Regions from separate parts of the Mus musculus genome. Here region 2 is linked to region 1. A link is a contact called in ENCODE POLR2A ChIA-PET data. All regions are on one chromosome and are shown on one strand. The core of a region is the stretch at or near the end of the contact, and the rest is flanking DNA. Distances in the headings are between cores, read along the strand shown. Region 1 holds the start of Zfp869 (zinc finger protein 869). Region 2 holds the start of Pbx4 (pre B cell leukemia homeobox 4).

Evidence for each region. ChIA-PET counts read pairs that join two places held with the same protein, here RNA polymerase II (POLR2A).
Region 2: POLR2A ChIA-PET joins it to region 1 with 17 read pairs in embryonic stem cell. The contact joins the promoter of Pbx4 here to the promoter of Zfp869 in region 1. POLR2A ChIA-PET finds 5 or more read pairs at or near these places in 3 of 5 experiments (Patski and embryonic stem cell).

What each region holds. Positions count from the first base shown.
Region 1 is chr8:69,715,652-69,719,085 of GRCm38, reverse strand. Zfp869 (zinc finger protein 869) reads left to right here and starts at 2,184. Exons shown (of 5, transcript NM_001039965.1): 1 at 2,184-2,318. It overlaps Gm51532 (a long non-coding RNA gene), which reads right to left and starts at 1,979. Exons shown (of 2, transcript XR_003947396.1): 1 at 1,333-1,979.
Region 2 is chr8:69,830,726-69,834,140 of GRCm38, reverse strand. Pbx4 (pre B cell leukemia homeobox 4) reads right to left here and starts at 1,517. Exons shown (of 8, transcript NM_001024954.2): 1 at 1,290-1,517. The coding sequence starts at 1,432. Lpar2 (lysophosphatidic acid receptor 2) reads right to left here. Exons shown (of 3, transcript NM_020028.3): 3 at 3,039-3,415.

The sequences.
Region 1 (3,434 bases), core at 935-3,434:
GCGCACTGTGGCCCTTTATGAATTTCATGTGATTGGTTTTTCTGCATGTATGTATGTGCACCGTGCATGCCTCTTCCAGGGAGGTCAGAAGAGGATGTTGGATCCTGTAGGGCTAGAGTTACTGTGAGCCATTATGTGGGTGTTGGAAATTGAACCCAGATGCTATGGAAGAGCAGTCAGTGCTCTTAACTTTGGAACTATCTTTCCAGCCACCTCCCCCAAGTATACTTTATTCATACATATAGATTGTGGAGCAAAACTGCACAACTGCAAGAGTGCATTTATCCTTCTAGAAATGGACCAGCCAGCATACATTTAGCTGATTGGTTCATATTAAATGATATTAAAGAATAAAATCTTTGAAGTTTCTATGAAGAAGGCTCTCAGATCCTACCTGGCCTTGTTAGTAGTGGCCTACAGCACAGAGGGCAAGAGGGAGTTAGCTCAGTCAAGCCTACCAGGTGGGTTGTGAGTGACCCTCAGTGGAATGGGGCTAGTGAACGTGCATGTGTGCATGTGTGGTATATGTGTGAAGTTAGCCGTGTAGGTGCATTTACACAATGGAGTACTACTCAGCTATTAAAAAAGAATGAACTTATGAAATTCCTAGGCAAATGGATGGACCATGAGGCAGCTTCTCTTGGGCAAGAATCTGGAGTAAATCCTTGGATCCCAAGTGGATGAACTCCTAATCAGTTTGATTTGATCCAGAGCCACTCTCCTTAGCTATCTGCTTATTTAAAAATTAGCTATCTCCTGTCTTCCTTCACTATTCTAGTGTGGTTTGGTCATTTCTGTGGCCTCGTGGATACAGGCATCTTCAATGTGTAAGGCTCCTTCAAATACTGAAAGATCCTGGCAGAATGTAAAAGGACACAGAAGCCCTGAAATTGGCAAGATAGACGTCAGTGTTAGCAGAACTAGCTTCACTGATTTAGAAAAATAGAGGTGCACAATGCTCTGGCCACTTCTTGAACCTGTGTGTCTGCCAAAGTTCTGACCAGGTGTGTGCCCATTGCTGCACCTTCATTAGACTCTTTCCTTGTACCCCTCCCATACCCATTTCTTGAGAATAGACATTGTTTAGATCTGGAAATCCCCTAATCTCCCCCTTCTCCTTTCCCCCCTGAGGGCCTATAAAAACTGGGACCTCTTTCCCCTCGAGGACAACTCCTCTACCCCTGCGTGGGATATGAGTCGTCCCCAGAGCTCTGGCTTTCCCCGAATAAAGCCTCATGTGGTTTGCAACAAGCTCGGTCTGTCGTGAGTTCTTGGGTGTCCGCTATTGTCCTGAGGCCTGAGCGAGGGGCTCCTCTCGGAGTCTTTCAATACCTTCTGTTGACCTGGAGTAGTCTGTGATTGATACTGGAAGTTTTTCAGGAAGTATATCCCGAATTCCTGGTTCTTTGGCTTCCACCTCCTTTGTTGGGATTGCAGGAAAAGCAACACCACCTTGGTCTTGGAATGGGTTCGCTTCTCTGCTTAAAAAGAAAAGGTGCAACTTGTTATAATTGAGCAATCTTTGGCGTGACTTGCTGAAATTCCTGAAACCCGGAGGACATCAAGTCTTGTTTCGATGTGATAGGGGTTGGGTTGGGCCCTGGTCTAGTTGTGAGGCAAAGTGATCACTGCCTTGGGGAGTGTATGTAATAGACTGTGCACAAAAACAAGGCTTCCAAGAGGAAGAACCTTAAGTACCTACTGAGTGCAAGAAGACAAGCTGTGAAAGTTCTGGGATGCACAAGGAAGTCCTGCTTCAATCAGATCGTCTTGAAGCAGACTTGCATGAACTTGGGTGAAAGCCAGAGTTGGGAAGGTCTGTGTGGTCCACGTCTTTTAATTTCAGTTCATCCACTTATGGGAGCTGTCATTCAGATTTCACTAGCCAATCAGGGCCCTGAGGGCAGGACATTCATTCACAAGGACCAAGCGAAGCTGTTCCTGTCACTCAGGCCCTCGTAGGGCAGTGCTAGCCAATCAGAACCTTCAGGCCAGGCCACTCACTCAAGAGCGCCTAAAGGAACTGCTTCATCATTCAGGGCATGCTAGCCAATTAGAGCAATGGAATTGAGTCATCCACGCAGCTGCATCTAGGGAACTCCTGTCAATCAGACTTGTGGTGCAGCTCTAGCCAATCAAAGCTTCGGGGCAAGATGTCCAATCAAGAACACCAGACGAGACGAGAGGTGGGTCCTATCCGCCGCCATGCTGCAGATTCTGTTCTTAAGCAGGCATCGCGTGGTCCCGTGAGCTGCGGTGTGATCGCCGCTGCCGGGAGCTGTAGGGGGAGCGCAGGCGAGCTCAGCAACCGCGCCATGGTGAGCGCGGGGCCGCTGTCCCCGGATGGGGAGGAGCGGTCGGCTGAGCCGCGTGAGCCGGGGTGATAGGTCCTTCCCGGGGTTGGGGGAGCGGTGGGACCGGCCGGCCGAGCGGACACCCTGTGCGTTCCACTGGGCGACGTGGGCCCCGTCACTGGCCAGTGCTTGTCTCGGAGGACTCTAATCACTTCCGCTTTTCCAGCCATGTCTGCGCAGAGCGCGGGGAGCGGAAGACTCCTCCTAATCAGGGGGTAGCTTCCGGGTTGGTGACGTCACCGCCCAGTGCTGGCGCCCTGTTTGTGCTTTTGGTGTCGCACTTATGACTGCTGTGTTCTCTGCGCTGTGGTCTAGACGTTGTGGGCTTCGTAGGTCTAGCATCAAGTGTGAGTTAATTTTGTGAAATTCTCCGAGTCTTTGTCCAAGAGTTTCTTTCGGATGGTGTCCCAGAAACAGTTCTAGAAAAGATTGTACTACTTTATCAAAGGTCAGCTTGTCTCCTAATTTAAAAAAAAATTTTTTTTTGTGGATCTGTTTATTCTTCCTAAACAGTGTGTTGTCTTGTGTATTTGATTGGAAATGTTACGAGTGTGTTGTGGGTTCGTCTACATTGTGCTAACCATTTTGTGTGTTTTTTTAAAAGTATTTTACATATAAAATTCAGCAATGTCTTTTATGTACCTGATAAGAACTTTTTAGCATTTTGTGGGAATTATCTTAAATCTGTAATTGAACCTGGGAACTGACATTTTTCTGATTGTGTCTTCTGGTCATGAGGATGTTATATCAGAAACAGACAAATATGTTTGTGTATTTCCACAATTTCATAATTTACTGAATAGAAAGTAAAAAGGTGTCACGCCTCTGGTGGTAATCTGGCCAAGGCTATTTTTCCAAGATATTTTATATTTCCAAGATATTCTATCCAAGGTTCAATTTTTCCAAATCCTAATTATTAATATTTTTTCATATCACACGGTAAATATATAATTATATCCACATATGCTGTTTACACAACCAGCATAAGTTAAAGAGGCTGCAGCAGAGTTCAGAGGGTCCCAGAAGTTGGCGAAGAGAAATGCAAGCAGTGTTTCAGTTGATGAGAGAAGTTAGAACACA
Region 2 (3,415 bases), core at 268-2,767, 120 kb before region 1:
TGCGCGATGTGGACCAGCATGCACACGTGCACATACACACAAAGCCACATCATCACACACATATATGAAAGAAATGCTTTAAAATGGGTCCCTGAGTGCTGGCCTAGCATGCACAAAGCCCTGTGTTCAGCCTGAGCATCACACGAGCTGGGTGTGCTGGTACATGCACTCAGGGAGGCTGAGGCAGGAGATCATCCTGGACTGTATGTGTTGTATGGAGAGTTTCAGGCTAGCCTGGGAAACATGAGGTCCTCTCCCAAACAAACAGACAAATAAATATAAAGAAAAGGAATCCTTGGGATGTGGTTAGTGGGTGGCGGATGACTCTCACCCCAGCACTCTGAAGGTAAAGACTGCATGATCAGGAGTTCAAGGTTATCTTTTGTTTGTTTGTTTGTTTGTTTGAGTCTCTGGATGGTTCTAGCCAGGGTTTCTCTGTGTAGCCCTGGCTGTCCTGGAACTCGCTTTGCAGACTAGGCTGGCCTCGAACTCAAAGATCCTTCCAAGGTTATCTTTTAATAAGTTTGAGGGATGGAGAGAGGGCTCAGTGGTTAAGAGCACTGACTGCTCTTCCAGAGATCCTGAGTTCAATTCCCAGCAACCACTTGGTGGCTCACAGTCATCTGTAATGGGATCTGATGCCCTCTTCTGGTGTGTCTGAAGACAGCTACAGTGTACTCATATACATAAAATAACTGACTCTTTAAAAAAAATGATGAGTTTGAAGCAAGCCTGGTGATAAAAGCTCCTGCCAGGTTGGGGGTGGGTACACTGGAGAGAGAGCTTAGTGGTTTAGTGTACTCGCTACACTCCCAAAGAACTGGAGATCTCTACTCACATGTCGGGAGCACACACACATACACACAAAGAGAAAATAAAAACTATAAAAAGACGGGTGCCCTCTATGTCCACCCAGCTCCCCATATCCGTTCCTGAAAGTTCTCAACGGATCCTGTATCAGATCATTCTAGTACAGGCTCTTCAGTAGCTTCTCTTCCACTGTGTGACTTGCAAACTTGCGGTCTTTGCCCTACCCCAACCCTACGCGTCCGCCAATAATAGATCACTTAACCCTTCCAATGTCTCCTGTTCCCAGGGCCGGGCTTTTACCTCCATAACTCTGATACCCTCTTTCCTCACGAAGTCACCCTTTAGTCCAGGACAAATTCTTGTATCCTTCATTCCCTCTGGCCCAAGATCACTCCGCCTGTCCATCACTCCAAGCTCAGCTGCACCTGTCCCATCCTCATCCCGCCTCCGCCCCTTCCCTTCCTGCCCGGGAGCCGCACCTGGCCTGAGCCTCGTCCAGGCTCTGGTCGGTGATGGCCATGATCTGCTGCAGGACGTCGCTCGTGTCATGGCCTAGTGGAGCTGTGGTCGGCAGGCGGCGCGGGGCGGGCTGTGGCGGCACGGGACGCAGAGGGGCGGCCATGGGCTACAGTCCCGAGCGAGCGCAGAGGGACAGGTCCCGCCGGGCTCTCGCGCTTGCGCAGCAGCCAACCGCCGCAGACCCAGGGACCACGCCTCCTTCAAGTCCACTAGCCAATAAAACGCCCTTTTCATCTATCTTCGCCGTGCATCACCCTCTCCTTCGCGATGCGCCCCAAACAGCTTCTCAACGGCTGCTGAGGGTTGAGGGTTGTCTAGGAAACAGGAATTCTCTTCTGATCCTCCCACCCCTCAGGACACGCCCCCTGTGGGCGCCGTCACCAATCAGCACCATGCACTGTTCCCCCTCCTCAGCGACTAGCTAGAAACTTCCTTTCTCAACTGCCAGTAAGAAAGGAACCCCATGGTTGGGGTTGCCATGGTAACGACTACCGCCTGCATTTGCTTAAGTCTGGTGCACTTTATGGCTACCTTCCCCATCATAGGCCCTCGTCCCTTGCTTACTCCAGTGCCTCTGCCTTCTCTTTAGTCCTGGATCTGTTTAGGTTATCACTTCTTCACAGGGCCCGGGTTCTTTACAGTCATTCACATCTGAGTTTACTTCCTCAGAGGCTTGCATCCTCACTGTTTGCTCCCCATCTTCATATTTTTCAAAAATTTCAAAAATTTGTGGGTGGGCAAGGCGACACATGCCTTTAATCCCAACACCAGGGAGATGGATCTCTGTGAGCTCTAGGCTAGCCTAGGCTACATAGTTTCCAGACAGCCAGGGCTATACAGAGAGACCTTGTTTCAAAAATAACTTGAGACAGAGTCTCTTATTGCCCATGCTGTCCTCAAGTTTGTTATGTAATGAAGGTTGCCCGAGTTTGCTATGATTGGAGCATGATCTCGAACTTTCTTCTACCTCTAACTCCTAAGTGCTGGGATGAGTGCTGTGTGCCACAGGGCCCTGTTTGTGTGGTGAAGAGGATGGAATTCAGGGCAGCAAGCATACCAGACAAAACCCTACCAACCTAACTATATCTGTACCCTAAATTTTCAGCGTCTTGAGTCAGTGCCTCATATAGTTCAAACTGATATCAAATTCACTGGTAACTGAGAGTGCCTTCCCCTCTCCTCACTGCCCTGGCTACTTCCTCAGAACTGTGGGTCTTCCTCCTCATAGCTCCCCACAGCTCCTCAGAATTCCCACTCCCCAGTCCTGCCTCTTCCTCAAGGCCTCTCACACCTGAGTCCCAGGCTCCGCAAAATTTCTGGTCCTTTTCACAGTCCCTCCCACCCCCCGCCCTGGGGTTCTCCCAGCAGCCCTCAGGGTCCTCCACTCTATGACTCCTCAGAATTCTTCTGGGCTGGTGAGATGGCTCAGTGGGTAAGAGCACCCGACTGCTCTTCTGAAGGTCCAGAGTTCAAATCCCAGCAACCACATGGTGGCTCACAACCATCTGTAACATGATCTGACTCCCTCTTCTGGTGTGTCTGAAGACAGCTACAGTGTACTTACATATAATAATAAATAAATCTAAAAAAAAAAAAAAAAAAGAATTCTTCTGACCTCAAGAGCATCAATGTCTGCAATATTTGACTTTTTCTGGGGAACTGCTCTGGGATAAGAAGTTAACCTGACCAAAGAAACAACTTCACTCAAGTCCAGTTTTGTGAACCAGGGACTTTATTGAGGTTCCTCCCCAATGCATGGGCAGCTCCAGCAGAAATGTATCATCTTCCCTCCCCCACCTTCATTATGGGTCTATAATCTTTATTGAGGAGAGTGGTCCTATGCATATGTCCTGTATTTGTACAAAAACATATTAGTGGTCCAAACTTGTGAGGTCATGCATGAATGAACGCAGTTCTTGATTCAACATGGCAATGACCATATCCAGCCTGGAGGGGTATGACTGTTTCCCATAAGTCCTGGGCCCCTCGAGCATAGTCTCCTTTGGCTGGTCACCAGAATCCTGTTATAACCGTATGGACCTTCCATGCTTACCCCAACTCTGAATAAAGATACAGAGACATGTTT